Regions from separate parts of the Homo sapiens genome. Here region 2 is linked to region 1. Evidence: chromatin loops called from intact Hi-C (ENCODE). Cell type or tissue: Calu3. All regions are shown on one strand. Each heading gives the region's core, and the rest is flanking DNA. Links, peaks and the distances in the headings are about the cores only.

What was found. Peaks named below come from ENCODE experiments on the same cell type or tissue, not always from the same donor. Only the 100,000 strongest peaks of a DNase experiment are listed, where the experiment ranks them.
Region 2: a loop joins it to region 1, with 3.0 times the contacts of the local background. A loop is called at or near these places in 2 of 110 quality-filtered maps.

The regions. Positions count from the first base shown.
Region 1 is chr4:56,283,050-56,299,164 of GRCh38, reverse strand. CRACD (capping protein inhibiting regulator of actin dynamics) reads right to left here. Exons shown (of 11, transcript NM_001393381.1): 4 at 816-951. The coding sequence starts at 935. It also overlaps the pseudogene RNU6-197P. Among named protein-coding and RNA genes, the nearest start is that of AASDH, 96 kb to the left of the region's middle. In Calu3, for the core only: no CTCF peak of the experiment used is centred there; no DNase peak of the experiment used is centred there.
Region 2 is chr4:56,210,306-56,226,420 of GRCh38, reverse strand. All of the region lies in intron 2 of CRACD (capping protein inhibiting regulator of actin dynamics), which reads right to left. Among named protein-coding and RNA genes, the nearest start is that of AASDH, 170 kb to the left of the region's middle. In Calu3, for the core only: no CTCF peak of the experiment used is centred there; a DNase peak (open chromatin) is centred at 10,370.

The DNA of each region.
Region 1 (16,115 bases), core at 3,638-8,637:
TGATTTTCTTCTGAGACAAGGTGGCTTAGGGTGGCGAGATTTACAAATACAACAGAAAAATAGAGTCGTATCATTCACTGTCCAATTACAGAGACTCGGAAAGTGGATATGTGTTGTGCACACGCTCAGTCAACAGTCAGCCCTGATTCAGGGATTATGGGCAATGCTTAACGGTTAGGAACTCTTCCTCTCATCCAAGTCCTATAGCTTTTTGTTGTTGTTGTTGTTGTTGGGGAGAGAGCCTTGCTCTGTCACCCAGGCTGGAGTGCAGTGGCATGATCTCGGCTCACTGCAACCTCTGCCTCCCGGATTCAAGTGATTCTCCTGCCTCAGCCTCCCTTGTAGCTGGGATTACAGGTGTGTGCCACCACATCCAGCTAATTTTTGCATTTTTAGTAGAGACAGTGTTTCGCCATGTTGCCCAGGCTGCTTTTGAATTCCTGGCCTCAAGTGATCCACCCGCCTCGGCCTCCCAAAGTGCTGGGATTACAGGCCTGAGCCACCGCGCCTGGCCCCAAGTCCTGCAGCTTCTCTTGGGTACTTGTTTTCATGTCCAGTAAAATATGAGGGAACAATTTGAAAGAAAAGGAGAGGGTGTGTCATGCAGATGGCTGCAGTGGTGATAGTGTAGCTCTTGCAGGTAGGCAGGAGGTTTCCAGAGAATACAGTTGAATTCAAGAAAGCAATAATTCTCACCAGGAGTGACCTCTGGACCTCCCAATCCATTACTCAAGGCCAAGCTCGGGACTTTTCCCACTTCCCTTCATAACTGGGCCCCTCCTATGGCTCGTAATTCCACTCTCAAGCTGTCTTACCTGAAGAGTTTTGACTTTGCCCAGGATGTTGTCCTGTGACATTGCTTGAACTGTCTGCTCACTTTCTGCTCCCCCATCAGGGATAAAAATACTGTCATGGGAAAATGCCCGGGTTCCCATAGAATAGTTGAAGGACCTGGAAGGTAAATCATGTGCTTCATTTTATTAGGATAAAATTTCTTTTGGCAATTCAGTTTTCCATTATTCCTGATTGGAGGGACTCCACCCACATTCCCAGTCTCATTCGGCAAGCACTTTCAGCATTGTGTCCCTGTCTGCTGGGGGTCAGCCAAGGAGCTGGGTAGACAAAAGGGTCCCCATCTCTTACATAGCCCTGGTTCAGAGCCATTCACCGTGAGAACACAAAGACAGTTACTTATTTGTATAGGATCCAAGACAGAAGGCACTGCAGAACTTTTAATTGGAAGAGCCTTTCTCCAGCTGAGCTGTCACTATCAGTTTTGTCCCAGTAAGTCTTGCCAACCAGAATTTATTAAGTAACATGCAAATCTAGAAGTAAGAGGCAAGGATTTCTTTCTTTCAGATGACAACCAAACTGGAAGAAAGATGTACACATCCCAAACAAAGACTTTGGAAGAGGACTAGAGAATTGTTGATAGAGACAATAAATGCTTTAGCAATTTCGGGAAAATGGGAGACATTTGTGTTAGGGCCATTCTGACAGGCTTTGCATATATGGAACACCTTATAGGTGGCTGGTATCCAACAAAAACTTTTTAAATTTTTATTTTTATTTATTTATATTTTTTAGAGACAAGGTTTTATTCTGTTGCCCAGGCTGGAGTGCAGTGGTGTGATCATGGCCCAATGTAGCCTCAAACTCCTGGGCTCAAGTGATCCTGCAGAGTAGCTAGGAATACAGACATCTGCTCCCACATCCAGCTAATTTATATTATTTTTTGTAGGGCTGGGGTCTTGCTATGTTACCCAGGCTGGTTTTGAACTCCTGGCTTCCTCACAAAGCACTGGCATTACAGGCATGAGCCACTAAGCCCAGCTAAAACACTTTTTAGTTGAAAGTCTGGACTTGGAGGAAGTCTGGACTTCTACCAGACAATGAGGTATAAGCCGTGTGAAATGCACAAAGACAGCCAGGCACGGTGGCTCATGCCAAGCCCAGCACTTTGGGAGGCAGAGGCAGGCAGATCACCTGAGGTCTGGAGTTCGAGACCAGCCTGGGCAATATGGTGAAACCCCGTCTCTACTAAAAATACCAAAAAAACAAAAACAAAAACAAAAAAATTAGCCGGGCATGATGGCTGGCGCCTATAATCCCAGCTACTTGGGAGACTCAGATGGGAGAATCGCTTGAACCCGGGAGGCGGGGATTGCAGTGAGCCAAGATTGCGCCACTGCACTCCAGCCTAGGTGAGACAGAGCGAGACTCAGTCTCAAAAAAAAAAAAAAACAAACAAAAAAAAAGAAATGCACAAAGAGGAAGCAGCAGAAGTAAGCGAGTAAGATAGCAGTAAGGAAGCAAACTGTTCCCTACTTGATCTTGGAAACTAACTTATCTCTGGGAAAGAGTACACACTGAGGCTGCCAGCTCCTCACAGGGGCAGGAAGAGCAGCAAGGCATGCACATTGCCACAATGCCAGGCAACACAGGCAGCACTTGGAGGGGAGAGAGAGCACAACCTCCTCCTTCCCCTCCCCAGAAAGGGGCCCCTACTGGGGTTTTCTCAGTGACCAAGTGCATGAAAGAATAGCCAGCGTTGGGGGCAGGTGTTCCCAGGCAGTGCCTCCGAACTGAATTACAGAATGCAGTGGGCAAGGTCCTGGGGCAGCTGTACTTGTTATCTGCCCAAGTCTAGACCCAGTTGGGAAGACTAATTACCAAATTTTATCATCTAGTTTGCTAAATTACAGGCAGCACGGTGTAAAAGTGTGCGAGGTTTACAAATGAAAGACTTGGATGTGAGCCTCCTGGCTATGTGATCTTAGGCAATAATAATAATTATTATAAACATCAACCCTTACTTTGATTTAAAAAAAAAACTGTGTGGAGTTTTACTTTCATTATCTCATTTAATCCCCATCATCACCATCTTGTGACAGATGAAACTCAGAGAGTAAATAACTTATATAAAGACATCCAAATTGAAGGAGTAGAGTGAGAAACTGAACTCAGATCTGCTGAGAATAATCTCATGCCAGCCAGCTGCCATATTTTAAAGTGGTAGAAGGTCATATAGTATTGCCATCATGAGTGACACAGGGTATGGGAGAGGAAGACGGTGCAGATGCCATGGGGCCTGGACTGTGAGAGGGTTGAAGACACTAAATAGCTAGAATAAGGCATACGTCTTCAGCTAAATAACCCAGGGCACCATATAGCAGCAATTCCCTTTATGAAATATGAGGCACTCTTTTAGGAAACATGCAGGGAGATTAATATGTTATGATCTCCCTGTCCTCAAAGAACCTGGGACCTATGTCACAAACTGAGCTTCCAAGTTCACCTAAAAATGTTATGAAATAAACTTTTCATTTGAAGTTGTGGAATCGCACTTCTGAATATTCTCTGTCTAAACTTCTTTTTCAGATCCCTGGTTATGACTCAGTTGAGAGAAGGGGTAAATGACTTCATTTCTACATTGTATTTTTGCAAAGGGCATATATATATATATATATATATATATATATATATATATATATATATATATATGTTTACTAATTTCTCACAGTTGTGTGTACAGAATACACCAGTGCTAGGCTAAGTTCCATTCCAGTTTCTAAGTCAACCTTGACTGCGTCATGAAGTCTATCCCCCTGATTTATTTTTCCACATAGGCTAAGAATTGGCACTCTCCTGCTCTTTGGTGTTGAACTCCAAACATTCCTGTTGCCGGCAAAGATCTGATGTCCATTCATTACTCACTTCCAGATGATCATATTGAAAAATAGAGAAAATGAAAAGTAATAATAGCAGTAGTAGTAATTATAATAGTGGTGGTCACAGTGGTAACATTTATCCTAGCTAAATTTTATTGGACACTTGTGATGTATCTTGCATATATGCTAACCTCTTTAACATAATATCAGAATCTTTTTGATATATAATATTTAAAACTTATGTGGTAGGCACTGTTAGTAAGGCTGTTTTATGGACAAGGAAACTAAGGTTTGAAGACAATGAGCAATTTGCTATAAATTAAGTAACTGTCTATATTATAATTTTTTCTGGCCTCTGTTCCACTGGTCTACTTGTCTGTTTTTTGTTGTTGTTGTTTTGTTTTTACTTTTTTTACTTACCTGTTTTTATACCAATAACACACTATCTTAATTGCTGTAGCTTTTTAAGGAGTCTTGATATCTAGTAGTTTAAGTTTTTCAGCTCTGGTTTTCTGGGTTTTTTTCTTTCTTTCTTTTCTTTTCTTTTTTTTCTTTTTACTTTTTTTTTTTTTTTTTTTTTGAGACAAGGTCTTGCTCTGCTACCCAGGCTGGAGTGCAGTGGCATGATCTCGGCTTAGTGTAACCTCCACCTTCTGGGTTCAAGCAATTCTCCTGCCTCAGCCTCCCAAGTAGCTCAGATTACAGGTGCCCACCACCACGCCTGGTTAATTTTTGTATTTTTGGTAGAGATGGGGTTTTGCCATGTTGGCCAGGCTGGTATAGAACTCCTGGCCTCAAGTGATCAGCCCACCTTGGCCTCCCAAAGTACTGGGATTATAGGCGTGAGCCGCCACACCTGGCTTCTACATAAATTTATACATATACACATACATGAATATACTATTGAGATTGCTTTTAGATGGCATTAAATCTATAACTTTTTAAACTGATGTTTTTACAATATTGAATCTTTTAATCCATGAACATGGGCTGACTCCTCATGTATTTATATCATCTTTAATTTCTCTTAACAAATGTGTTGAAGTTTTCTGTATAGAGGTCTTGTACATATTTTGATAGGTTTATTCTTATATATTTGGTGTTTCTGAATTTATTGTAAATGGTATAGACTAAAATTTCTATTTTCTAATTTTTTAATTAGTGGATATAAAATGTAACTTATTTTTATATATTGATCTTATAACCAGAGACTTTGCTAAGTTTATTTATCAATTATAATAACATGACTGCTGATTCTTTTTTTTTTTTTTAAGACAGGGTCTCAGTCACCAAGGCTGGAGTGCAGTGGCTAAATCATAGCTGCTGGGCAACCTTGAACTCCTGGATTCAGGGGATCCTCCTGCCTCAGTCTCCCAAGTAGCTGGGACTACAGGCTCATGCCAGCATACCTGGCTACTTTTAAAATTTTTTGTAGAGATGAGTTCTTGCCATCTTCCCTAGTCTGGTCTGGAACTCCTGCCTCAAGCAATCCTCCCACCTTAGCCTCCCAAAGTGCTGGAATTACAGGCATAAGCCACCACACCTGAACACCTGAACACCTGAAGCATAGAATTTTTGTAGATAAGCTTGTATTACTGCATCTTTGAAAAGACACATGATCTACTGATATGGTTTGGATCTGTGTCCCCGACAAATCTCATGTCAAATTGTAGTCTCCAATGGTGGGAGGTGGCTGGATCATGGGGATGGATTTCTCATGAACGGTTCAGCATAATCCCCTTGGTGCTATTTTCATGGTAGTGAGTGAGTTCTTGCAAGATCCTGTTGTTTAAAAGCATGCAGCACCTCCTGCCTTGCTCTCTCTTGCTCCTGCTCCTGCCATGTGAAACACCTCACTCCCTCTTTGCCTTCTGCCATGATTGGAAGCTTCTTGAGGCCTCCTTAGAAGTGGAAGCCACTATGCTTCCTGTACAGCATGCAGGATCACGGCCAATTAAACCTCTTTTCTTTATAAATTACCCAGTCTCAGGTATTTCTTCAGAGCAGTGCAAGAGCACACTAATACAGCTATCTTTCATTTATAGCTGATTTTAAAGTTAGCCTCTTTATCTTTGTTTTTTAGCAGTTTTACTCTGGTGTAGCAGGGTGTGAGCTTCTTTTAATTTATTCAGCTTGGGTTACACAATGCTTCTAAAATCTGTAGCTTGATGTCTTTCATCAGCTTTGGAAAATTCTCAGCCTTTATCTCTTAAATACTGTTGTGCCCCATTTTTCCTCTAATCTCTCTCTGATCCTCCCATGTTAAACCCTTTTAACTACAAGCCACATAACTTTTATTCTCATTATTATAGCTACCATTCTTTTTACTCAATATGATTCAGACTGGATATTTCTATGGACCTGCTTCCAGTTCACTAATTTTCTCTTTAAGTCCAATCTGCTGAGTTCTTAATTTCAGAAGTATATTTTAGATCTCAAATTTCCACTTAATTGTTTAATAAATTTAAGTTCTCTGCTGAAATTCTCCATCCTGTAAACTATATTCTTGAATATATTAATCACAATTATTTGAAAGTCTATCTGAAACTCCAACATCTAGGTCACCTTTAGGTCTCTGTCTATTATCTTGTTTTTCTTGTGGTCTGTTTCTTAGATGCTTGGTAATTTTTAATTAGACTTCACACATCATGCCTCAAAAATTTTAGAGGTGGCCAGTCGCGGTGGCTCACGCCTGTAATCCCAGCACTTTGGGAGGCCGAGGCAGGTGGATCACGAGGTCAAGAGATGGAGACCATCCTGGTTGACACGGTGAAACCCTGTCTCTACTAAAAATACAAAAAATTAGCTGGGCGTGGTGGCAGGCGCCTGTAGTCCCAGCTACTCGGGAGGCTGAGGCAGGAGAATGGTGTGAACCCGGGAGGTGGAGGTTGCAGTGAGCCGAGACTGTGCCACTGCACTCCAGCCTGGGCGACAGAGCAAGACTCTGTCTCAAAAAAAAAAAAAATTTAGAGGCTGGGTTCTCTCCTTCCAGAGAGGACTCACCTGATCTTCTTGAAGGCTTCAAACAGCAAAGAAGCACATCACTTCAATCCAATCAAAGACTGAGCTAATTCATGGCTGGTTAGAAATCTTTGTAAGGCTCAGACTACTTCTGTTTTGCCTCCACTTCTAGGGTGTGGTCCTCCCAGAGCCTCAACTGAGAGCCTGGGTTATTTCCTAAGGTCCCCCTCCTTGGCATATCTGCGTGTAAACTGTTAGAAGCAGCCAGGCCACATCTTAAATGCTTTGCTGCTTAAAAATTCCTTTCAACAGATACCCTAAGTCACCACTCTTGAGTTCAAACTACCACAGATCCCTAGGGAATGAACACAATGCAGCCAATTTATTTGCTACAGTACAACAAAGGAGACCTTGGCTCCAGTTCTCAGTAAGTTCCTTATTTCCATCTGAGACCGCATCAGCCTGGCCTTCACTGTCCATATAACTATCAGCATTTTTAGTCACAAGTATTTAACCAGTCTCTAAGAAATTCCAAACTTTCCCTCATCTTTTCTTCTCCTGAGCCCTCCAAACTCTTCCAACCTTTGCCTGTTACCCAGTTCCAAGGCTGCTTTGACATTTTCAGGTATCTTTATAGCAATGCCCCATTCTTTGGTACCAGTTTTCTATATTAGGTCATTTTTGTGTTACTGCATAGAAATATCTGAGGCTGGGTAATTTATAAAGAAAAGAGGTTTAACTGGCTTATGGTTCTGCAGGCTATATAAGCATGGCACCAATTATCTCCTTGGCTTCTGGTGAGGGTTTCAAGAAGCTTACAATCATGGTAGAAGGCAAAATGGGGGCAGGTATGTCAGTCATGTGGTGAGAGCAGGAGAAAGAGGGCAGCATTTGTATAATATTAAATCTAATATTAAATCTTTGGTGAGCATGGTTACCAGTTCCAGCTCCAAACAACTCTACAATGTAGATTATTTCCTGTTCTCTGAAGGGGAAGCTGAGGTGGGTAAAAATATTGCCCAAAGTTCCAAAATTTGAGGCAGGGTTGGAATTGAAACTGAATAGCCTTTGCGTGGAGATCTCAGCTTGAAACCATGTTCTAATGAACACAGAGCTTGGTGGAACCATGGTCCTTAACCATCTGGGAAGTGCAAATTACATGATTGGGAGGTGGAGAGGCAATTTACCACAAATTGTACCTTAGCAGAGTTCGTCCGGACTTCTTTATTCTTGACATTTAAAGACCTTTCGCAGTTGATTGTGAAGCAGGCCAACTCCACCTCTCCCTGCTTCCTTTTAAGAGGGAACCAAGAGAGAGGGGCCTTTCAGCTTCAATGCTGCAACTTTCCCTCACTCTCTCTCTGCTCAAATGATAGAAAATGGACTTGCCAGGTGGGAACCTTCTCTTCTGCTACTGAGAACCAGAGCAGCCTCTTGCTTGTGAGAAGAGCTGTATAAAGACCTCTAAAATCCCACAGATTTTAAACCTTCAACTGGAGGATTGTCAATATAGTCATTTAACAATCATTTTAATTTAAACAAGATTTGAAGTCAAATGCAAAGCACGCATGGTAAAAGCCAACTCTACAAAGACAGGAAGAAAGGCCCACTTGGGAAGTTCAGAACAGCACTGGTATCTGAGCAACAGTTTTCACAGTTTTCATAAGCCTAGAAAAGAATCACAGCCCCGACTTACAGAGGCCAGAAAAATGGTCCCTTTGGATTGGAGGTCCCAAGAGCAGAAGTTCCTGGGGCTTTAGAAGGCAGTCAGCTCTCCTATGTACATGTACAAAGGAGCATGGCTGAGATGTTTTAACTGTCATTTCTACATTTCTGTCCTGATTTGCTGTTGTCATTGATATTATTTTTATTGACAGACAGGTTGGGCTTTGAAACATTTCATCAGGCATTTCTAATCAGCCCAAAGATACCAGCTTTTGGACTTGCCCCTCTACTTTTCACTGCCTCCTGCAGTTATCTTTCCAAAGACATTGATGGGAGAACAGCCTGAGGTTGCTCTTCTGGCTTTACCTTTAATAACTGCCTCACTCCAATACTCTCTTCTTCTCCTCATGTGTCTCCAGCTACAGTGGAGTGACTTTCCCACTGTTTCTGCATACTTAACATGAATTCATCAATCTTCCCACAGAACTCCTATCTTTTCTATTTCTTTGTTACTCTCATCCCCCGGGCTCTGTGCTATATTATTTTGTAAGTGAGGTAAAGTCCAGATTAGGAGGAAGATAAAATGCAAAAACCTTAACAGATAACATCGCCTGTGCTTTCACTTTCAGAAATCCTTCAAAGACAATGTAAAAACTCATGCAGAAGACTGGAAATCCTGAGCTCGCAGACCTATTCTGAGCCTGCATTCCACTCTGCCTGCCAATATTTCTCTGCACCTATGCCTGGAGGCCTGGAGCGCTGCTCTTCACATCTCTAGTGAGTCTCTACGAGTAAACTGGAAGCAGCAAAAGGCAGTGTACTGTATCAGCGATGACAGGGACAGCCCTCACACAGCCAACAGCCACTGCAGAAAGGGCCCCTCTGTGCTCATGGAGTCCAAGACCCAAGTCTTTATGGATGGAGAAGCTGAGGCCCAGCAAAGTGAAGAGAGAGACTCAATCAAAACAGAAACCAGAGCTCAAGCTCCTGGCTCCTATTGACACGGCTTAATACAGTGTTTACAGATGTTTGGATTTCTTAGAGAAAATGACATTATATGAATGGTGGCTGCTAGATCACGACAAGAAAGGAGCATTAAGAGGGTTCCAGTTCACCCACGATTGCAAATGTTATACAAAAGAGGATATACCAGTTTTACTTTGTTTTTTTTTTTTTTTTGAGACAGAGTCTCATTCTGTTGCCCAGGCATTCTGTTGCCCAGGCATTCTGCTGCAGTGGTCTCTCTGCTCACTGCAGCTTCGAACTCTCCAGGCTCAAGGGATCCTCCCACCTCAGCCTCCCAAGTAGCTGGAAATACAGGCGTGCACCACCGTGCCTGGCTAAGTTTTTATTTTTTTCATAAAGATGGGATCTTGCCATGTTGCCCAGGCTGGTCTCAAACTCCTGGGCTCAAGCGATCCTCCTGCTTTGGCCTCCCAAAGTGCTGGGATTACAGGTGTGAACCGCCATGCCCAGCCCAGTTTTAATTCTTAAACACAAAATCTGTCATTACCAAGTGGGATCCCAGCAGCCATAAATTTTTTCATATTTGTATAATATTGATCAAGATTTTATTACGATAAAATGTATGTAACATAAAATTTAGTATTTTAACATTTTTTAAGTACACAGTTCAGTGGCATTAAATACACTCATATTACAATGAAACCATCAGCACTATCAACTTTTAGAACCTTATCATCATCCTAAACTTCATATCCATGCAACAATAACTCCCCATTCTCCCCTCTCCGCAGTCCCTGGTAACTACTATTGTACTTTCTGTCTCTTTGAATTTTACTATTTCAGGTACTTCCTTTAAATGGAATAATATAATATCTGTCCTTTTGTGCCTGGCTTATTTCACTTAGCATAATGTTTTGAAAGTTCATCCACATTGTAGCATGTGTCAGAATTTCCTTCCTTTTTAAGAATGAATAATTCCATTGTATGTACATATCACGTTTATACATTCATCCATCAATGGGCATTTGGGTTGTTTCTCCTTTTTGGCTATTGTAAGTAGCACTGCAATGAACATGGGTGTGCTGATGAAGATTTTAAAAATACAGGAATGCAGCCTTATGACTCATATCTATGTGTAGACACGGCTGAAAAAGTAAATAGGTGTGCCGTAAGTCCCCATTCCACATAGAAGATCTACATCATCTTGATCTCCTCCACCCAAATTAAACAGTCAATATCTGTAAAGATCAGTAGCGATCTCATAAGACCAAAGAAGTGAAAGAAAGGGGAGAAGGAAGAGGAAGAGGAAGAGTAGGAGCACTTCAGCAGCACATACACTACAACTGGAACGATATGGAGATTATCATGGTCCCTGTGCGAGGATGACATGCAATTAAGTGAATTAATGCAGAAACAGAAAACTAAATATCGTATGTTCTCACTTATAAGTGGGAACCAAGTCTTGGGAACACACAGACATTAGGGACTCCAATAGGAGAGAGGGAGGGAGCGGGGGGCAAGAGCTGATACATTTCCTATTGGGTACTTTCGTCACTATCTGGGTGACTGGATTAAACGAAGCTCAAACCTCAGCATCACGTAATATACCCTTGTAACAAACCTATACATGTACTCTCTGAATCTGAAATAAAAATGGAATTTTTTAAAAAAAGAAGAGCAGGAGGAGGAAGGTAAGAAGAAGAGGAGGAAATTAAGAAAAGAGGAAGAAAAAAGGAGAAGAAGAGGAAAAATCCTTGACATTTGCCTAAAATCATGGGAAATTTTGAGGTCAGTTCTCGAAAACCTGATCCTGGTACCTGATGCACAGAACAATAGCCCATAGGGTTCCATCCATGCCACTCCTACCCAAGAAGGTTCAAATACCATGAACCCACTCCAGGAACCATTAGCTACAGACTAGAGGCTTTGAATAGGCTTAGTCAATTCTAAGGGAAGATGCGTTTAGCACTAAGAAAAACTCACAGAGGTTTACAGGGTCCTGTTCTACCTACATCTTAAAACATTTAAGCCCTTTGATCTAACTCATTATGGGTTTAGAAAGACAGCAGGAAACACACATTGGTATTTCTCCTTTACTCCACCTCCTCTTTCCTTTCCTTTACCCAGAGTCAGATGAATTAAACTCCAAGATTTTACCCAGAGGCTCCAAACAACGACTTTAGGGCCAGGCATGGTGGCTAATGGCTATAATCCCAACGCTTTGAGCAGGGAGAATAGTTTGAACCCAGGAGTTCAAGATCAGCCTGGGAACCATAGCAAGAGCCCATCTCTACAAAAAATAATAAAAAATTAGCCAGGTTCGCCGGGCACAGTGGCTCTTGCCTGTAATCCCAGCACTGTGGGAGGCCGAGGTGGGCAGATCGCCTGAGGTCAGGAGTTCAACACCAGCCTGGCCAACGTGGTGAAACCCCCTCTACTAAAAATATAAAAATTAGCCAAGCATGGTGGTTCACGCCTGTAATCCCAGCTACTCAGGAGGCTGAGACAGAAGAATTGCTTGAACCTGGGAGACAGAGGTTGCAGTGAGCCAAAATCATGCCACTGCACTCCAGCCTGGGTGACAGAGACTCTGTATCAAAAAAAAAAAAATTAGCCAAGTATAGTGCTGCACATTTGCAGTCCCTGCTACTCAGGAGGCTGAAGCGGGCAGATTGCTTGAGCTCAGGAATTCGAGGCTGCAGTGAGTTATGATCACGTCACCATACTCCAGCCTAGGTGACAGAGGCCTTGCCTCTAAAAATAAAAGGGAATAAAAGACTGTTATAGAATAAAAACATAGTACTGTCAGGCTCACTTTGGCAGCAAATACATCAAAATACAGGGCGTTTTGAAGGGCTTGTTTCTGTGCTTAAAGTTGTCAAGAGCTTAGGAAACTCAGCGGAGGCCTGGATGAGTCATTGCAATTTGCTGGAATACTATATGGATAGGATGATTATGCTAATAAGCATGCCAGCAGCAATGGTTAGGGCTCACACACTGTAACCTTTGCTCAGGTGAAGCTTTTATTTTTATTATTACTTTTTATGTTGAAGCCGTTGCAGACTTTGTTTTCCCGGACCTTTTGAGAGGAAGTCACTGGCATGATGCTCATCACCCTGACCACGGCAGCAGTGGGAGCCAGAGGACTTGCTCTTGAACACACAGTAAGATGTTAACGGGAATCTGCAGAAATAAATGCAGGAACCCCGAGAGCAGTCGAAAAATCAATGAGTGTATAATTGTTACTGTTGCCCTGGTTTTACCTCCACTCTATTGCAATATAATTGACATCTGTAAATGATCTCCAAGTTGCATCTTTTCCAATTCAGCTTTCTCTGAAACCCTACGGTAATCTTTTTTTTTTTTTTTTTTTTTTGAGACGGAGTCTCGCTCTGTCGCCCAGGCTGTAGTGCAGTGGCGCGATCTCGGCTCACTGTAAGCTCTGCCTCCCGGGTTCATGCCATTCTCCTGCCTCGGCCTCCCGAGTTTTTTGTGTTTTTTTTTTTTCGGAGACAGAATCTCACGCTGTTGCCCAGGCTGCAATACAGTGGCACAATCTCAGCTCACTGCAACTCCCACCTCTGGGGTTCCAGAGATTCTCACGCCTCAGCCTCCCAAGCAGCTGGGATTACAGGCGCGTGCCACCACACTCGTCTAATTTTGGTATTTTTAGTAGAGATGGGGTTTTGCCATGTTGGCCAGGCTGGTCTCAAACTCTTGGCCTCAAGTGATCTGCCCACCTCAGCCTCCCAAAGTGCTGGGATTACGGTCATGAGCCACTGTACCTAGCCCCCTATATTAATCTTAAAGGAGTTAATTTGCCAGCTCAGAAACCACTGGTGTTTTCCCATGCCAAAATCCTCCCAGATAAAGCTGCAGTGGTTGCTTGGCATTTAAGGCTCTTCATGCCAGAGCCCTAAAGTACTCTGGCTCTATGAAACAGAGGTTGTGTAGTGTAGGGATTACCTCTTACCTCTTAGGGATTAGTTCTTACCTCTGAAACCTAGTTCTACCATTTACCAGCTGTGTGGCTTTCAGCAAGTCTCTAAACCTCCAGGTGCCTCAGTTTCCTTAACTGTTAAATGGGGATAATAATAGGACCTACCTCACAGGGCTTTCATTAGAATTAAATTTATGATATGTAAAACACTAAGAATGGTGTAAGCAGTGCTGGGCACCTATAATCCTAGTGCTTTGGGAGACCAAAGCGGGAGGATGGCTTGAGGTCAGGAGTCTGAGACCAGCCTAGGCAACAACACTACAAGACCCTGTCTCTAAAAATAAAAAATAAAAAATTCATGGGGCGTGGTGGCCCGTGCCTGTTGTCCCAGCTACTCAGGAGGCTCAGGTGGGAGGATTGCTTGAATTCAGGAGTTTGAGGCTGCAGTGAGCTGTGATCCCACCACTGCACTCCGGCCTTTGTGACAGAGCAAGACATTGTCTCTTAAAAAAAAAAAGTTATTATCTAATGTCACCCTACTTCAAGCACCCATGAGGCAAACCTGACCTGTAAGTTCCTCAAATACCATCACTGGGTTCTATTACCGCATAGGGTCTTCTGCTGCATGGACTGCCCAGTGCCAGTCTCGAAATTCGGTTCTTACCCATTGATGAGGTTTGGATTTGTGTCCCCACCCAAATCTCACGTTGAATTGGAGGGGCGGCCTGGTGGGAGGTGATTGGATCATGGGGGTGGATTTCCCTCATGCTGTTCTTGTGATAGTGAGTGAGTTCTCACAAGATCTGATGGTTAAAAGTGTGTGGCACTTCCCCCTTTGTTCTTTGTCTCTCCTGCTCCACCATGGTAAGACATGCTTGCTTCCCTTTCACCTTCCACCATGACTGTAAGTTTCCTGAGGCCTCCCAACCATGGTTCCTGTTAAGCTTGTGGAACCGTGAGTCAATTAAACCTCTTTTCTTTATAAATTACACAGTCTCTTTATAGCAGTGTGAAAACAGACTAATACACCATCTTTTGAGATCCAGCTCAAACCTTATCAGCCCCACAAACCTTTTCTTGCTCCCTTTTGTCCCTCAGGAATCTCTTTGTATGAATCTCATGCTGTTTGACCTTACGGTTACTGTAATCAAGCCTTTAATGAGAGAGAAAATAAAAGTGCTTTGCATGTTGTAAAGTACGACACAGATGTGATTCTTTTTTTTTGTTTTTTGTTTTCGAGACGGAGTCTCACTCTGTAGCCCAGGCTGGGGTGCAGTGGCACCATCTCGGCTCACTGCAACCTCCATCTTCTGGGTTCAAGCAATTCTCCTACTTCAGCCTCCCAAGTAGCTGGGATTACAGGTACCCACCACCACGCCTGGCTAATTTTTGTATTTTTAGTAGAGATGGGGTTTCACCATGTTGGCCAGGCTAGTCTTGAACTCCTAACCTCAGGTGATCCACCTGCCTCAGCCTCCCAAAGTGTTGGGATTACAGGCGTGAGCCACCATGCCTGGCCAATGTGATTTTACTGACAATAGTGATACCATCTTATCTCCACCCCAGTACTATGTTAGGTCAGGGATCACATCTATTATCTTTGTTTTTCCCATAGTGCTTTCTATTATCAAATTTGTCAGCAATTTTTTTTTTTTTTTTTTTTTTTTTTACTTTAGGATGGGTTCTTACTATGTTGACCAGGCTGGTCTGAAACTCCTGGGCTCAAGGAATCCTCCCACCTCAGCCTCCCAAAGTGCTGGTATTACAGGTATGAGCCGCTGTGCCCCACCAAACATTTTCAAAGGATAAGAAAATGATTACTACTGTAGGGTGAGTTGGTTTACCAGGTGGGTTTTCTGTAGAGAGATCACAATGGAAAGCGTGAGGCAGATGTGTTATGGGAAAACGCAGAATATGTTCAGATCATGGCTGTTTTCCAGGAGGTCACTGCAGAAAGCTCCAAGAAGCCAACGGGTGGCAAGTCAGGAGGCTGTTCAGCCTCTCTCAAGGTTTCTTTTGAGACTTCTTTTCAACTTAAACCAGGGAGCTGCTCCAGGCTTTGCTTCCCACTTTCTATTTCAAACCTTCTCTCTCACACCTAGTTTTCCTGGTGTCTACATGTGTCAGTTACCAGTCTGATCTGTAGGCAACAGAAACTTTGTTTCACTCTACCTAAAGAAAATGTACTAGAAGTACAGTTGAGGCTCACAGAACAAAAGAAACCAGACTGCAGGCTTGGAAAAACACTGGAGTTAGGTAGGAGAGCTCTAGAGCCTAGGCATCAGGAGCCACAGCCGCCATTAGGCCGCACAGTGAGCCAGTAACTGCTCCTCCTAGAAGCTGTGTTCCCTACATCTTTGACTCACCTGCCAAGTCAAAGTCCTAGGGGAGAACATGTGATTGGCCAGGCTGGGTTGCAGGCTTACACCAGGCTGCAGTGGGAGGGGAAGGGGAAGATCTGATCCTTTTGATTTCTGCCCTAGGAAGCAGGCACTATGTCCTACCAGAGCTACACACAGCAAGGTAAAGACAACTCCCTAAAAGGGAAGGAGCTTTCAGGGAGTCACCTTGACTTGAGAAGGGGAACTGGATGCTAATGGCTAAGTGACCAAAAAAACAGCTACCACACTATGCTTCTAGGTCTGCGTCTGGATTCTCTCTTCTAGTCTAGCCCACCTGGATGGATGACTCACTTGCACAACTCCCTGTATTGTGATTCTACTTCTCCCCAGGAGGCTGCCCTTCTTTCTTGGTGGCATGTGCTGCTGCCTGAGAGCAAAGGTTGTCACACCCCATGGTCCTGGGATGCTGAAACCCAGGCCCAGTGCTCTATGCTCATACCTATCTGGAGGAATGGGAGAGATGAGACAGAGGTGTATGCTGGGTCTGTGACCTGGAGCTCAGCACACTTG
Region 2 (16,115 bases), core at 7,305-12,304, 76 kb after region 1:
TCACTTCATAGTTCTTGTATCTGCGTTTCTCCTCTCTCATTCTCAGCAGCTGATCTGCAGCGCAATATACCAGGACTGAAAGGTGATCTAAATCAACCACCAATCTCACAACACAATTCCTAGATCCCAAACAATGTGCCCATCTAATGAGATGGTTTGGTCTAGTTTAGTTCACCAAATCATCAAATATTTATAACGTGCCTCCTCTGGGATAGTCAGAGTCCTACATTCAATGATGATTAAGGCATGATTCCTGCCCTTAATGAATATGACTCCAACCTTGGTAGAAAACCCAACGTGACCCAATGGTATGTGGATAAGAAGGCCCCACTTCTTACGACTTCACTTTTGCTATTTTGCTCATTCAGGCCCAATATTTCACTTTCAGGGTTCCATTCACACATTCATTGCATTTTCTGGTGACACTGAATAATATCTAAATGGATAAGGAGAAAGTTGAAGAGCAGGATAGAAAGCAAATTTAGGATTCTGCCTTACAGCAACAGCTTGAAGATGTGACTTCCAAGAATGGGTTCTACCTAAAAATGGAGACTTCCTTGTATTATACAGTAATATCTCAAAAATTATTTCACAGCTAATGTTATGATCTTGAATTACTTCCTAAAGGTCCAGGAAGACATTAGATAGACTGGGCATGATAATCCCGCTTCACTAACTGGTCATTCCTGTCTCACTTTCACAATGATGAACAAAAGGGAAGTCCTAAATATTTCTACCTAATCAAGCCTAGTAATTAAGCTGTATGATTTTTTCCCTTTATAATAAGATTTTAGGCACCCCTAAGACTCAAAATCAAATATTATACAAAGAATAAGGGGTACTTGGGGAAAGAGAAATATGGAAGAGAAATAGAAGATGAGAGAAATAAATGGAAGGCAGATAAGAAGAAACGGGTTCAGGGAGGCAGAAGAGATGGAGGAAAGAGAACAGATAAAGATCAAGATGAGAAAGACATAGAAGAGGAATATTCAATCAAAATGTCTTTATTCAAAAAATAACCATGTTGAGGCTGGCATGGTGGCTCACGCCTGTAATCCCAGCACTTTGGGAGGCCTAGGTGGGTTGATCACCTGAGGTCAGGAGTTTGAGACTAGCCTGGCCAACATGGTGAAACCCTGTCTCTACTAAAACTACAAAAAAATTAGCCAGGCATGGTGGTACGTACTATAATCCCAGCTACTCCGGGAGGCTGAGGCAGGAGAATTGCTTGAACCCGAGAGGGAGAGGTTTTTGCAGTAAGCCAAGATCGTGCCACTGCACTCCAGCCTGGGCAAGAGAGCAAGACACCATCTCAAAATAATAAATAAATAAATAACCATGTTGAGAGAAGATCACAAATGAAGAGCTAATCTCCTTGCAAGAATAAGTGTGTGGAGACCAAAGAGTGAAGACTTCAGGTGGACACTGAAGGGCACATGGGCTAAGGCTTGTATCCTCTGACACTCAACCCTCTCCAGATCTTTTACCAATTGAGGACAGTTGGCTCCCAACTTCAGGGTAAAGGGTTGGCTCCCAGCTTCAAGGTAAGGGAGATAGTGAGGTCACCTGCTTCCAGGAGCAGTCTTGTGCTGGAAGAGCTGGCTTTAAGCCAAAAGACACTATGTGGTAAACTAGAACTAGCAACTGAAGAAAAAACATGTTTGAAGCAGGATTAAGTATGTACATGGTTAAGCCAAAGAAACAGAAAGAAATTAGGTCAATATAAGACTATACAATATAGAGGTTGTACTGATTTACATTCCCACCCGCCATGTGTAAGCATTCCCTTTTCACCACATCCATGCCAACATCTATTGTTTTTTGACTTTTTAATAATAGCCATTCTGGCTGGGGCAAGGTGGTAGGTACCTCCCTGTGGTTTTAATTTGCATTTTCCTAATTAACTAGATTAAACCATCACTATGTACAGATGATATGATGAAAAACTCAAGATAATCACCTGAAAAACTATTAAAACACAAGAAAATTTAGTAAGCCTGATCAATGTGAAGCAATGGCTTCCACCAGTAACAAACAGAAGATATAATGGATGAAAAGACCTCAAGTATAGCAGCCAACACAACAAAAGACCTAGATGTAAACTTAATAGAAATGTGAAGGTGATACATGAACAAAATTTCAAGTCATTTTTAAAGGACAGACAAGTGACCAAATGGAAAAGCATAGTGTGGCCTCAGATAGGAAAAACTGACATCATAAAGATGTCATTCTTCTTAACTTGGAAATCAAATGCAATTCCAATAAAAAAAAATAGCGAAGAAAACTCTGAAAAAAAAAGAGTAATAAAAAGAAACTAGCTCTGTCAAATATTAAGATGTTTTACAGACCTCATCAATTAAAACAGGCCAGGCCTGGTGGTGCACACCTGTAATCCCAACACTGGGAAACCAAGGAGGGAGGATTGCTTGAGGCCAGGAATCCAAGACCAGCTTGGGCAATGTAGCAAGACCCTGTCTCCACAAAAAATTAAAAAATTAGCCAGGCCTGGTGGCAAGTGCCTGTAGTCCCAGCTACTTGGAAGGCTGAGGTGGTAGAATCACTTGAGCCCATAAGTTCGAGGATGCAGTGAGCTGAGACTGCGTCACTGTACTTCAGCCTGGGCACAGAGTGAGACCCTGTCTAAAAAAATTTAAAAAGATAGTAACAGTAACAATTAAAACAGTGTGAAACTGTTGTATGAATAGACAGGTAAATCAATGGAATAGAACAGAAGGCCCAGAAAACAGACCAAATACATTTGAGAATTTCATATATGATAAAAATGGCATTTTAAGTCAGTGGAGAAAGACCATTCAATAAGTGTTGCTGGGACAGCTGGACAGCCAACTGGAAAAGAAAAAGTTGGAACCACACTCACACCAGACACCAGGATAGACTCCAAGTGGAACAAAGACTAAAATATTAAAAATGAAACCATAAAAGTACTAGAAGACCCACAAAAATGAGGCAACCTGACATGATCTGTCCCTGATGGAAGAACACACCACATATGAAATAGTCTTGAAAAGGGAAAATTAATCTAAATCTGAAAGCACCTCAATCCCTACCAATTTACATAAAATAAAGAGGACAGAGGAACATTTATAAAGTACACCACAGGGATGCAACTAGCAAAACCCAGACTGTGGGAGACTCAAGAGAACAAACTCAAGGTGTTATTAGGAAAAAAAAAAAAGAGAAAAGAATCAAGAAAAACGAAAAAGAGATGAACCTGTGGTTTAAAAAGAGATTAAAGCCACACTGCCTTAGTTCAGGTGCTCATTATCTCTTGCCTACTGTCAACATCTTCAAGAACTTCTACTCAGGAGATTTTACCATGGCCATTATAAGGTGAAGATCTGCTGCTTTTTTTTTTTTTTAAGTTTACTGGTTTCTTAACTTTTATTTCTTTAATTTAATTAATTAATTTTTTTGTTTGTTTGTTTGAGACGGAGTCTTGTTCTGTCACCCAGGCTGGAGTGCAATGGCGTGATTTCGGCCCACTGCAACCTCAGCCTCCCAAGTTCAAGTGATTCTCCTGCCTCAGCCTCCCAAGTAGCCGGATTACAGGCGCACACCACCCACATGCCCAGCTAATTTTTGCGGTGCTTTTTTGTTTTTGTTTTTGTTTTTGTTTTTCAGTAGAGATGGGGTTTCACCATGTTGGCTAGGTTCTCGAACTCCTGAACTCAAGTGATTCACCAGCTTCGGCCTCCCAAAGTGCTGGGATTACAGGGATGACTCACCACGCCTGGCCCTTTAATTTAATTTTTAAACAGGTAAGATATTCCCAGAGGTGAAAAAATTCAAAGTTAAAAAAGGCATAAAGTGAATTCTTTTAAATTTATTTTTATTTACCTTATATGTCTACATATATTTATTTCAATTGTTGTTGGGGTACAAGTGGTTTTTGGTTACATGGATGTATTATATAGTGGTGAATTCTGAGATTTCAGTGCACCTCTTACCCAAGTAGCATACACCGTACCCAATACGTAGTTTTTAATCTTCACTTCCCTCCCACTCTCCCCACTTCAGAGTCTCCAAAGTGCATTATACCACTCTGTATGTCTTTGCATACCCATAGCTTAGTTCCCACTTGTGAGAACATACATTATTTGACTTTCCATTCCTGTGTTATTTCAATTAAAATAACAGCCTCCAGCTTCATCCAAGTCATTGCAAAAGACATTATTTCATTTCTTTTTATGGCTGAGTAGTATTCTGTGATATGTATATATACCACAGTTTCTTTATCCATTCATTGGTTGATGGGAACTCAGATTGGCTCCATATCTTTGCAACTGTGAATTGTGCTGCAAAAAACATATGCGTGCAGGCATCATTTTGATATAATGACTTCTTTTTCTTTGGGTAGATAGCCAGTAGTGGGATTGCTGGGTTGAATGGTATATCTACTTTTAGTTCTTTAAACAATCTCCATACTGTTTTCTATGGAGGGTGTACTAATTTACATTCCCACCAGCAGTGTAAAAGTGTTCTGTATTCACCACATCTATGCCAACATCTACTGTTTTTTGACTTTTTAATAATAGCCATTCTGGCTCGGGTAAGGTAGTAGGTGGTGAACTGTGGTTTTAATTTGCATTTTCCTAATAATTAGTAATAGTGGGCCTTTTTTCACATGTTTCTTGGCCATTTGTACATCCTCTTTTGAGAAATGTCTGTTCATGTCATTTGCCCACTTTTTCATGGGATTATTTGGGTTTTGGAGTTTTTTTATTTTATTTTTTAATTTTTTTTGCTGATTTGTTTGAGTTCCTTGCAGATTCTGAATATGAGTCCTTTCTTAGATGTATAGTTTACAAATATTTTCTCCCATTCTGTGGGTTGTCTGTTTACTCTGATGATTATTTCTTTTGCTGTGCAGAAAATCTTCAGTTTAATTATGTCCCATTTATTTATTTTGGTTTTTGCTGCATTTGCTTTTGGAGTATTAGTAATAAATTCTTCTTCCTACCCCATTCCTCAAGCCAATTTCCCCTTCCTCAAAATACTGCTGTTTTATGTGAACCTCTCAATATATTTGTATGCATTTACAAGAAAATCTTAACTTATATTCTTTTTTCCCCTTAATAACAAATATGTACACCAAACATACTGTTGTGGCTTTTCTTCCGTGAAGTATTTCAATAGCTTCCAAATTCATTTTCCTGACTGCAATTTTGTACTTTCCAATCCATTCTTCATGTGGCTGTCGGGTTGATCATTCTAAAATGCGGATCTGATCATGCTTCAAAATTTACAGTGTCTCCCTCTTAACTACAGGATCAAGTTCAACTCCCTAGCTTGGCACAATATTCAACATCTTTCATAATCTAGCCCTAACCTACCCTCTTTCCAGGGGTTTGGCTTACCACTCCTCACTACAAATCCCAAACCCCAAGGACGCTGGATTCTGAATACACCAAATGCTTTCTTTGTACATGATTCTCTCTCTACCTGGACCTTCTTTTCACTTCTCCATCTGGTGAGTTTTTACTTTCTATCTATCTTTCAAGATCCAGCTAAATGATATATCCTTTTGGAAGCCTGCCCTCACTTGTCACAAGCAGAACTACCAGGGACTGTGCTCCCCTATTAGGACTAATCAATTTTGCTATCCACTATGCCCACAGTCCTTTGTTCAAGGCTATAATACACTGCATGTCACAGTGTACCATATTATTATTTGTACTAGTCAGTAGTGAATAAATGAAAGATCATGCCTTATGGTCAACCCAACCCCTTCCCCAAAGAATTCTAACTTCAAAGAATGGAATTCCAAAAAAAAAAAATCAAAAGCCGGGCTTGCAAAGAATTTTACCAGTCCGCTAAAATGAATTTATTGGTTTGCCTCCATTCCAGATGGTCCTTGAAATCAACATCTTGTATTAGTCACACAGCACACCAACAGCTGCAGGGAGGCTTGTACCGTTCTTCCAGCAGGCCCCAGCAGGCTATCTGACTCCTTCAAAGAACTCCAACTTATCCTTGGGCATACACCAATGAAAATCCCACTGTCTCATATCCTAGTGAGCAGAGTGAAGTTCCACAAGCTTATTTAGGGAGAGGCAACAGTTGGTTACAAGAGCAGAGACTGGAAATCACAAGTTCCCCTAATTAGATCCCTGTGCTAATCTCCCAGAAAACAAAGGACTTCAGTCTAATCTTTTTTTCTTCTGTGTTTAGGAGTATTTCAGCTTATGGTGAAAGTAAGAATTTGGCTGCAGAAAAACACTTGATCAGTAATAAGAATACAGGTATGGTTGCTGATCAAAGCTGCAGTGAAGGAGCTAGTGTAACTGGCCCTCCAGACCACTGCCCTGCCTACGTTACCAAAGGTAAGTTTCTGAGTGATTTTATTCCTTTTTTCCTCTTTCAATCAAATATAATCTTATTTCCTTTCTTGTATTTCTTTCAACCAAATACTCCCAATTAGTTTCTTCATATTATCTGCCTGCAGTATTATACTGTAAGCCTGAATGCACCAAATGGTCATTTATGTTTTCATAGATTATATTAAATATCTTACCCAACACCTTTTACAACTTCTTACTAAACACACACATTTAAGCATTGACCTAAATCATTACTGTCTAACTGTCCCTGAAATCATGGGACTTTAAGCTAGAAGGTATCTGAGAAATCACCTAGTGACCCAATGCTCACAATGAACACTTACTAAACAAAAGGTGAATATACTTCTCCAAGATCACATGAGTTGCATAACCTTGACCAGGATGTTTTCCTAATATTGATTTCAGCAGGGCATGGTACCTCACCCCTGTAATCACAGCACTTTGGGAGGCTGAAATAACAATTTGACTGTTCTCTCCAGGCCAGGAGTTCAAGACCAGCCTGGCCAACGTAGCAAAACCCCATCTCTACTAAAAGTACAAAAGTTAGTTGGGTGTGGTGGCATGCACCTGTAATCTCCAGCTACTCGGGAGGCTGAGGCACAAGAATCGCTTCAATCCAGGAGGCAGAGGTTGCAGTGAGCTGAGATCACACCACTGCACTCCAGCCTGGGCGAAAGAGCAAGACTCTGTCTCAAAAACAAACAAACAAACAAACGAACAAAACCTAATATTCATTTCACTGTTATTTCTATCACATTGAGTTATCTCCATTCCATTTCCTTAATCTTACTGTTCTCAAATTTGCTTCATAACCTACTGTGGTCTAGCCCACCAGAATCCTCAAATGAAGGAATTTCCTGTTACTAGGAGCATCTTCTTGAATTATATTCAAACTCCCTCTTGCAACAGGGAGTAAAAGTAAGGTAAGAAGAGAACTGGGGGTTGGGGAAGAGGCAAGTTATTCATCTTCAATTAGATGAGTCCATCTTCAATTCATCTACCAGTTAGAAAGTTCTGAGGTCCCCCATTATAGATTCTTTCATAACATCTCACATTCTGTAAGCTATATTCAGGGCATTGAAGGTCAAAAGGCACAACAGGCTACTCTGCAACTACCTGGCCAAATAGCAAGAAAGATGGTAAATGTATTGCTCTATGTTATAGCCCAAAATAAATGAGAAGAACAATATCATTATGAAATAAATAATTCTTGTGAGATTCTTCCTGCAATCATCTAAAAGCCTTTGGGACTGAAATTATTTGCAGTCATAGGAAGAAAATTTCTAGGCTGGGCATGGTGGCTTATGACTGTAATCCTAACACTTTGTGGGGCTGAAGCGAGAGAATTGCTTGAGGCCAGGTGTTTGAGGTTACAATGAGCTATGATCATGCCACTGCACTCCAGCCAGGGTGACAGAGAGAGAGCCTGTTGAAAGAAAAGAAAGAAAAGAGGGAAGGGAAGGGGAAGGGAGGGGAGGGGAAGGAGGGGAGAAGTGAAGAGAAGGCAAGGGAAGCGGGGAGAAGGGAAGGAAATGAGGGAGGGGAGGGGAGGGGAAGATAAGGGAGGGGAAGGAAAGGGAGGGGAAGGAAAGGCAGGGGAAGGAAAGGGAGGGGATGGAAAGGGAGGGGAAGGGAGGGAAAGAAAGCAGACCAGGTGAGGTGGTTACTCCTGTAATCCCAGCACTTGAGGAGGCCAAAGCAGGAGGACTGCTTGAGCCCAGGAGTTTGAGAGCAGCCTGGATAACATAGTGAGACCCTGTCTCTACTTGAAAAAAAAGAAAAGAAGAAAATTCCTTCATATTCAAGCAGACATTTGACAGGGATTAAATTGTGTCCCCCACCAAAAGGTATCTTGAAGTCCTCACCCCTACTATCTCAGAATGTAACATTATTTGAAGACAGTGTCTTTTTAGAAGTAATCAAGTTAAAATGGGGTCAGTAGGGTGGCCCTAATCCAATAAGGCTGATGTCCTTGTAAAAAGGGGAAATTGGGAGACAAAGACACACCTAGAGAAAGACAACGTAAAGACACAGGGACAACATCATGTACAAGCCGAGGAACACCTAAGGCTACCAGAAGCCAGGACAGAGGCAAGAAGAAGATTCTCCCTCACAGCCCTCAGAAGGAGCCAACCCTGCCAACACTTTGGTTTTGGATTTCTAGCCTCCATAGCTGTGACACAATTGTAAAACAAAAAATAAAATCCTAAGCTCCCACAACCAACTGAATGAACCCTTCCTCTTGGCCGAGGGCATTCCAAAGTTAATCTGAAAAACTAATTCAGGCCTCGAGGGAAAGTGGTGGTCAAATATGCCTCATTATTTATACCTTCCTCCCTTTGCAATTCAGGCACAGCTTACCAGCATTAACATTAAAACAGAGACTTTAATACTGACAGAACGGACTCTTTAAGTCTGATAAGAAACATTTACAATCTATTCTCTCTGAAGCCTGCTATCTGGAGGCTCCATCTGCATAAGAAGAACTTTGGTCTCCACAGCCCCTTATCTTAACCCAGACACTCCCTTCTATTGATTCCAGGTCTTTAATAAACTCTTTCAACCAAATGCCAACCAGAAAATCTTTGAATCCACCTAGGACCTGGAATCCCTCCCCCTCCCACCCCACCTCCCCCTTTCTGGACTGAACCAATGTACTTTTACATGTATTGATTGATATCTTATGTCTCTCTAAAATGTATAAAACCAAGCTGAAGCCCAACCACCTTGGGCAAATGTTGTCAGGACCTTCTGAGGCTGTGTCATGAGTATGTCCTTAACCTTGGCAAAATAAACTTCTAAATTGATTGAGACTTGCCTCAGATACTTCTTGGTTTACATAATCAGTATGTCTGTTGTTGAAGCCATCTAGTTTTTGGTACTTTGTTAGGGCATCCCTAGGAAACTCGGACATCTGATGAGCAATGACCCCCAGCCAGTGCTACCAGGAATCAATTCCAGGTTTACAGAGGGACCCCTCTGAATGTTAATCAAAAATATTCAGCTTAGCTTTCTGCAAAAAGTAAACCTGAGACATTTTCTTTTTTTTTTTTTTCTTTTTTTTTTTTTTTTGAGACGGAGTCTCGCTCTGTCGCCCAGGCCGGACTGCGGACTGCAGTGGCGCAATCTCGGCTCACTGCAAGCTCCGCTTCCCGGGTTCACGCCATTCTCCTGCCTCAGCCTCCCGAGTAGCTGGGACTACAGGTGCCCGCCACCGCGCCCGGCTAATTTTTTGTATTTTTAGTAGAGACGGGGTTTCACCTTGTTAGCCAGGATGGTCTCGATCTCCTGACCTCATGATCCACCCGCCTCGGCCTCCCAAAGTGCTGGGATTACAGGCGTGAGCCACCGCGCCCGGCCTGACATTTTCTACTTCAGAATAATTTTCATATTTTTGCAAAGGCCGATTTTAAATGCCGCTTCTCTCCAAATACTACATTACCACTTTTGCCAAACCAGGATATGGAACACAGTCACACACACACACACCCCACAGAGAGTGTATCCCTCTATTTGGTCTTGAATAGATCGGAAGTTCCTACAGTTACTGGGACTATGATTCCAACCGATGCCTGTCAGTTTAGCAGATGAGATTGGAACAGCTGTATCTTCAATACACATCATTGTCTTAAATAGATGCTCAGAATGAATTACAATTAAATTACAGAGCTGTCAAAAAGGGTTATAATTATAGCATTTATTCACCATATTTACAAGGCCAGACATACACAAAAGGAACAGAAGGCTGAAGAAAAAGAACAAAAAACCCACTCCACATTACTTACCTCAGCAGGAAATCTGGTTGGGGGAGAGAGGAAGATGAGTTAGTTATCATGCAAAGAGCCCATTTCCTGCAACCACACAGCTCTGTGTTTCCAGAGGGTCTTCCATTCCAGAAGTTGGAGGCGCTTTAAGACATCATCTGGTGGCAACGCATTTCTCTTTTACAATTGGAAAAGGGAGGGCCAGCAAGGTTGCCATGACTCACCCACAGCTACAGACAAGCAAGGGAGGAGCTGGGACCTGAACCAAGAGCAAGGGCTACTCCCGTCAGTGGGCTGAACAAGGAAAGCAAAATCAGGACAGCCAGACCTGGTCCCTTGTTTTGTTCTCATCTATAAGAGCATATTAATTTATCCAGCAGTTATTTATCATGCAGCTTAGGAGGCTTGGAAATCGTCCTTCACTTTCTGCTAAAATGACACAAGATAAAAGAGAGGAAGAAAATCCTCAACTGCCATTTATGCTAGTCAATTCTGTTACTAATCAATAATGCATTTAGAACCACCGGAAGAATGGTACAATTCTCTTAGTCACCTTCAACCTCAGCATCCAAAAGATAAATTGAGGATAGTAATACTACTCAGTGAGCAAACATCAGGCAATCAACAAATATCTATTATGCTGTCTCTATGTGTAACATTGTGCTAGAGACTGTCAGGGGCATAAACAGGTGACAGACTTAGACTCGTTTCTCAAGAGCTCATAGTCCAGTTGAAGAGACAAGATACAAAGAAAGATAAAGTAAAACAAGGCAGTAAATATGCATTATGATAAACTGCCAATTCAATCATATGCACAAGTGCAATGGATTAAATATTTATGTTGCCCCAGCATTAATATGCTGAAATTCTAACTGCCAAGGTGACGGTATTAGGAGGTGTGGCCTCCAGGAAATGATTAGGTCATTAGGGCAGTGCTCTCATGGATGGGATTAGTGTCCTTATAAAGACATATGAGCCAGGCACAGTGATTCACGTTTGTAATCCCAATGCTTTGGAAGGCTGAGGTGAGAGGATCACTTGAGCTCAGGAGTTCAAGATCAGCCTGGGCAACATAGTGAGACCCCCATCTCTACAAAAACATTTAAAAATTAAAAAAATTAGCTGAGTGTGGTGGTATGTGCTTGTGGTCCTAGCTACTTGGGAGGCTGAGGTGGGAAGAATGCTTGAGCCCAGGAGTTTGAAGTTAGAGTAAGCTATGACTGCGCCACTGCACTCCAGCTTGGGTGAAAGAGCAGTATGCTGTCTCTTTTTTTGTTTGTTTGTTTTTTCTCTTTGAGATGGAGTCTTGCACTGTTGCCCAGGCTGGAGTGCAATGGTGCGATCTCGGCTCACTCCAACCTCCACCTCCCGGGTTCACATGATTCTCCTGCCTCAGCCGGGATTATAGGCGCACACCACCACACCCAACCAATTTTTTATGTTTTCAGTAGAGACGGAGTTTCACTATGTTGGCCAGACTTGTCTCGAACTCCTGACCTCATGATTTGCCTACCTTGGCCTCCCAAAGTGCTGGGATTATAGGCGTGAGCCACTGTGCCTGGCCAGTACACTGTCTCTTAAAAAAAAATAACTGTTTGATATATATATATATAGAGAGAGAGAGAGAGAGAGAGAGAGAGAGTGTCTAGCTCTGTCGCCAGGCTGGAGGGCAGTGGTGCGATATGTCTCTTTTTTTTTTCTCCTTGAGACAGTCTCACACTGTTGCCCGGGCTGGAGTGCAACGGTGCAATCTCAGCTGACTGCAACCTCCGCCTCCCGGGTTCACGTGATTCTCCTGCCGCGGCTTCCCAAGTAGCTGGGATTACAGGCAAGTGCCGCCACACCCAGCTAATTTTTGTATTTTAGTAGAGATGAGTTTTCACCATGTTGGCCAGGATGGTCTTGATCTCCTGACCTCATGATCTGCCCACCTTGGCCTCCCAAAGTGCTGGAATTATAGGCGTAAGCCATCGCACCCGGCCTATATTTTTTAAATAAAAAAATACATGTGCAGGTTTGTTATTTTTTTTTAATTACAAAAAAAATCTGAGAGAGCCCTCTCACCCCTTTCATTATGTGGAGTGACAGTGAGAAGATGGCCATCTACAAGGAAGCAGGCCCTCACCAGACACCAAATCTGACAGTGCCTTGATCTTGGATTTTCCAGCCTTTAGAACTGTGAGAAATCAATTTCTGTTGTTTATAAGCCACCCAGGATGGTATTTTGTTAAAACAGCTGAATGGACTAAGACAAGAAATTCACAGCAAGGAGAAAATTACCTGAGTCTTACCAATCTGTTTCTCACCCTTTCTACCCTGAATGAGACCATTCAGGCTTTCTTATTATCTTCAGGTTTACTGGATGTTCTCCTAAAAACGTATTTCAGTTGGTCATTCAGTTGTTAAATTAGGTTTAGCCTAAAGCTGCCTCCTTACATATTTTAAATTCAGCCAAAAGGTTTCTCCATAGTAAACTGTAACCTAACTATATGTGTAAACAGAGCATAACCTACTCTTCTGCTAATCACCAAGTATTGGCCAATCAAAGGTGACCAACTATTCAAATCGTGTTCAAATAAGGCAAATGCCAAACTGTAACCAATCCAGAAATAAGGCAAACACCAAACTGTAACCAATCCAGCTGTTTCCGCACCTCATTTCCATTTACTAATGTCACTTTCCTTTTTCTGTCCATAAATCTTCCAACATGTGGCTGTACTGGAGTCTCTCTGAATGTACTCTGGCCTGGGGATTGGGGGTGTAGGGGCTGTGGAAGTGGAGGTGATCCCAGATTCAAGACTCATTCTTTGCTCAATTAAACTCTTTTATTTTATTTTATTTTATTTTTGAGGTGGAGTTTCACTCTTGTTGCCCAGGCTGGAGTGCAATGGCGTGATCTTGGCTCACTGAAACCTCTGCCTCCCGGGTTCAAGCGATTCTCCTGCCTCAGCCTCCTGAGTGGCTGGGATTACAGGCATACGCCACTACGACTGGCTAATTTTGTATTTTTAGTAAAGATGGGATTTCTCCATGTTGGTGAGGCTGGTCTTGAACTCCCAACCTCAGGTGATCCACCTGCCTCGGCCTCCCAAAGTGCTGGGATTATAGGTGTGACCTATTGTGCCCGGCCTCAATTAAACTCTTTAATTTGTCTAAGGTTTGTCTTTTAACAGATGGCATCTGAAGTGAGATCCAAAGTGGAGCTTACAGAGACCTCCAGGAGCACTGAATGGCCAAGACAGGCTACCTGCTAGGCCCATGGTGTCCACTGCTTTTGTGCAGCAACTGGGGCACGGTAAGCTCTCTCTTGGATTCCAAAACTCCACAGATTTGTGTTGTGAGTTCTCTGAGTTTGTTTGAGCAAACTTCTGATGCAAACTGGGTTTGGAAGTCATGACAGAAACTGGACTAAGTCCAGGATCAGATTGGATCCAATAATTAACTGGCTTGGATCCATTTATAGGCCTTAGATATCTAACTGGGTCAGACAGAAACTGGTAGTAAATGGCAATATTGCAGGGGTGGCAAACTTAGGCTTTGGAAATCTGCAGGTATTTTTGTGTTCTCCCCCCTTTGTTTCTTTTTTTGTGTGTACTTTGGTAGGGAAAAATCATTGGCTAAGTTGATCAAGGGGATCTGAGAGCCCAAGCCAAGATTCAAGGTAAAAATGAGATCCATAATTTCAAAAGAATTAACTACTCCACTGTCCAGCTATGCCTACATTTACATGTGGAAGTGTTACTGGAAAGGGGTCCTGATACAGACCCCAAGAGAAGGTGCTTGCCTCTTGCACAAGAAAGAACTCAGGGCACGTCCACAGAGTAAAGTGAAAGTAAGTTTATTAAGAAAGTAAAGGAGTAAATGAATGGCTACTTCATAGACAGAACAGCCCCAAGGGCTGCTGGTTGGCTATTTTTACGGTTATTTCTTGATTATATGCTAACCAATGGGTACATTATTCATGTGTTTTCCAGGAAAGGGGTGGGAAATCCCTGGAGCTGCAGGTTCCTCCCTGTTTTAGACTATATAAGGTAACTTCCAGATGTTGCTATTGCATTTGTAAACTATAATGGTGCTGATGGGAATGTCTTTTGGCATACTAATGTATTATAATTAGCATATAATGAGCAGTGAGGATGACCAGAAGTGACTCTCATCGCCATCTTGGTTCTGGCAGGTTTTGGCTGGCTTCTTTACTGCATCCCATTTCATCAGCAGGGTCTTTGTGACCTGTATATTGTGCCAACCTCCTAGCTCATCCTGTGACTAAAAATGAATAGCCTCCTGGGGATACAGCCCAGCAGGTCTTGATAGTGGCAGGAGGCACTCAAATACCTAGGCAGATTGGGGCAGGTCCCCAGTGAAACCCCACCTCCAGGCCAAAGACAGTTTAAAGCCTGAAAGCCAAGCTACAAGTCAAATCCATGGACCAGATTGAGAGCCTGTCTTCCCATTTGTCATGCTTTCCTCTAATTAATCCCCATCCTTCCCCTGTTTTACACATACCTATCCTTCCCTAATTGGTGTTTTATACTGTCATGCCCACATTTAGTTGTGCCTTTGTTTTAACCTTTCTTGCATACTCACAAACCAATCAGCACGCGCTCCCCAATTGTGAGCCCATAAAAGCCCCGGACTCAGCTGCACTGGGGGAGAAACCACCCGACCATGGGTGGCTGACCCCTGCACATCCCCTCTCCGCTGAGAGCTGTTTCCTTGCTCAATAAAATTCTTCTCTACCTTCCTAACTCTTCAATTGTCAGCGTATACTCATTCTTCTTGGATGTGGGACAAGAACTCAGGAACTGCCAAAGCTGGGTACAGGCTATAACAAAGGCAGGCTGGGGCACACCTGGAACAGCCATGGGCTGAGCTGGTGCACAAGCCAGGCATGGCCTGGGCAGGCGGAGTGGGCAGGCCTCCTCCTGCAGGAGGCAGTATGGCCAAGCTAGGCCTGGGCAGGGGCATTGCTGGCCAGAGGTTCCCAGCTTGCAAAGTGACTGGGAAAAATCCTTTGTCAGTCTCAGCCTCATTTTACTCAGCCCCTATTCAAGATGGAGTTGCTCTGGTCCAAATGCCTCTGACATAAGTATTATAGTAGGCCCTGGAAGCAGTAATTGCTTTAGAAATGGCAAAATCTTACTAAAGGTCATTTAAAATTACAATGGAATGTTACAAATGCACAACATTGAACTTGAAGAAATGCATTTGAAAACGAGGGCTCCCAAATTAGTCTCATCTAGGGATGCCTACTGATATGCAGAAGTGTCTAAAAAGATTTCAATATTTTTAATATTTTTTAAAGACTCTTCAAGAAAGGCAAATAAAATGCTTTATTCTAGATAAAGTGTTCATAAAAGGTAGCCCTTAGGGTAAAGTGAGCTTGCTTCTTTTTCAGATCTATACATGCAGAGACCAGGCATGGAGAACTCTTCCTTTGCTCTGTTCCTTAATGGGCACCACCCTAAACTCAGTAATTACAGCTAAGTTAAAGAGACCACCTATAGAACTCAAATACACCTTTAACTCATCTAACTGGCAATCTTCAAATCGTTTTGTAAAAGAAATTTACATCTATAAAGGAAATCTTCATTTGTAAGGGTATCTCTGTCTCTAAACCTAAACTACTAGGAACTTTAGTTATGGGGAAGACAATGGATTAATGTTTACCTAACAAACCTTGCCTTTGTTTAAATCTAAGTTCTGTGCTTTGAGATGTAAACTTTTACCTTGTTTTGCCTGTGTCCTCTCTTTAAAGCTGCAAACTTAGAGTTGCCTCCCTAACAATTGTTTTAAGCATAAAAGAGGTAATCAAGAGATTGACAGTGGGAAGAAACTTTGAAAAGTGGCAAATGAGGAATCTTACAAATCTGTAAGATCTGCTTCTGTCTATGTGTCTGTTATGTCTATACATGTTATGCATATGTGATTATATGTGGTAAATATAGCTAGTTTTTAAATTGTTGCTAAAACAGGAATGGATCTGTAC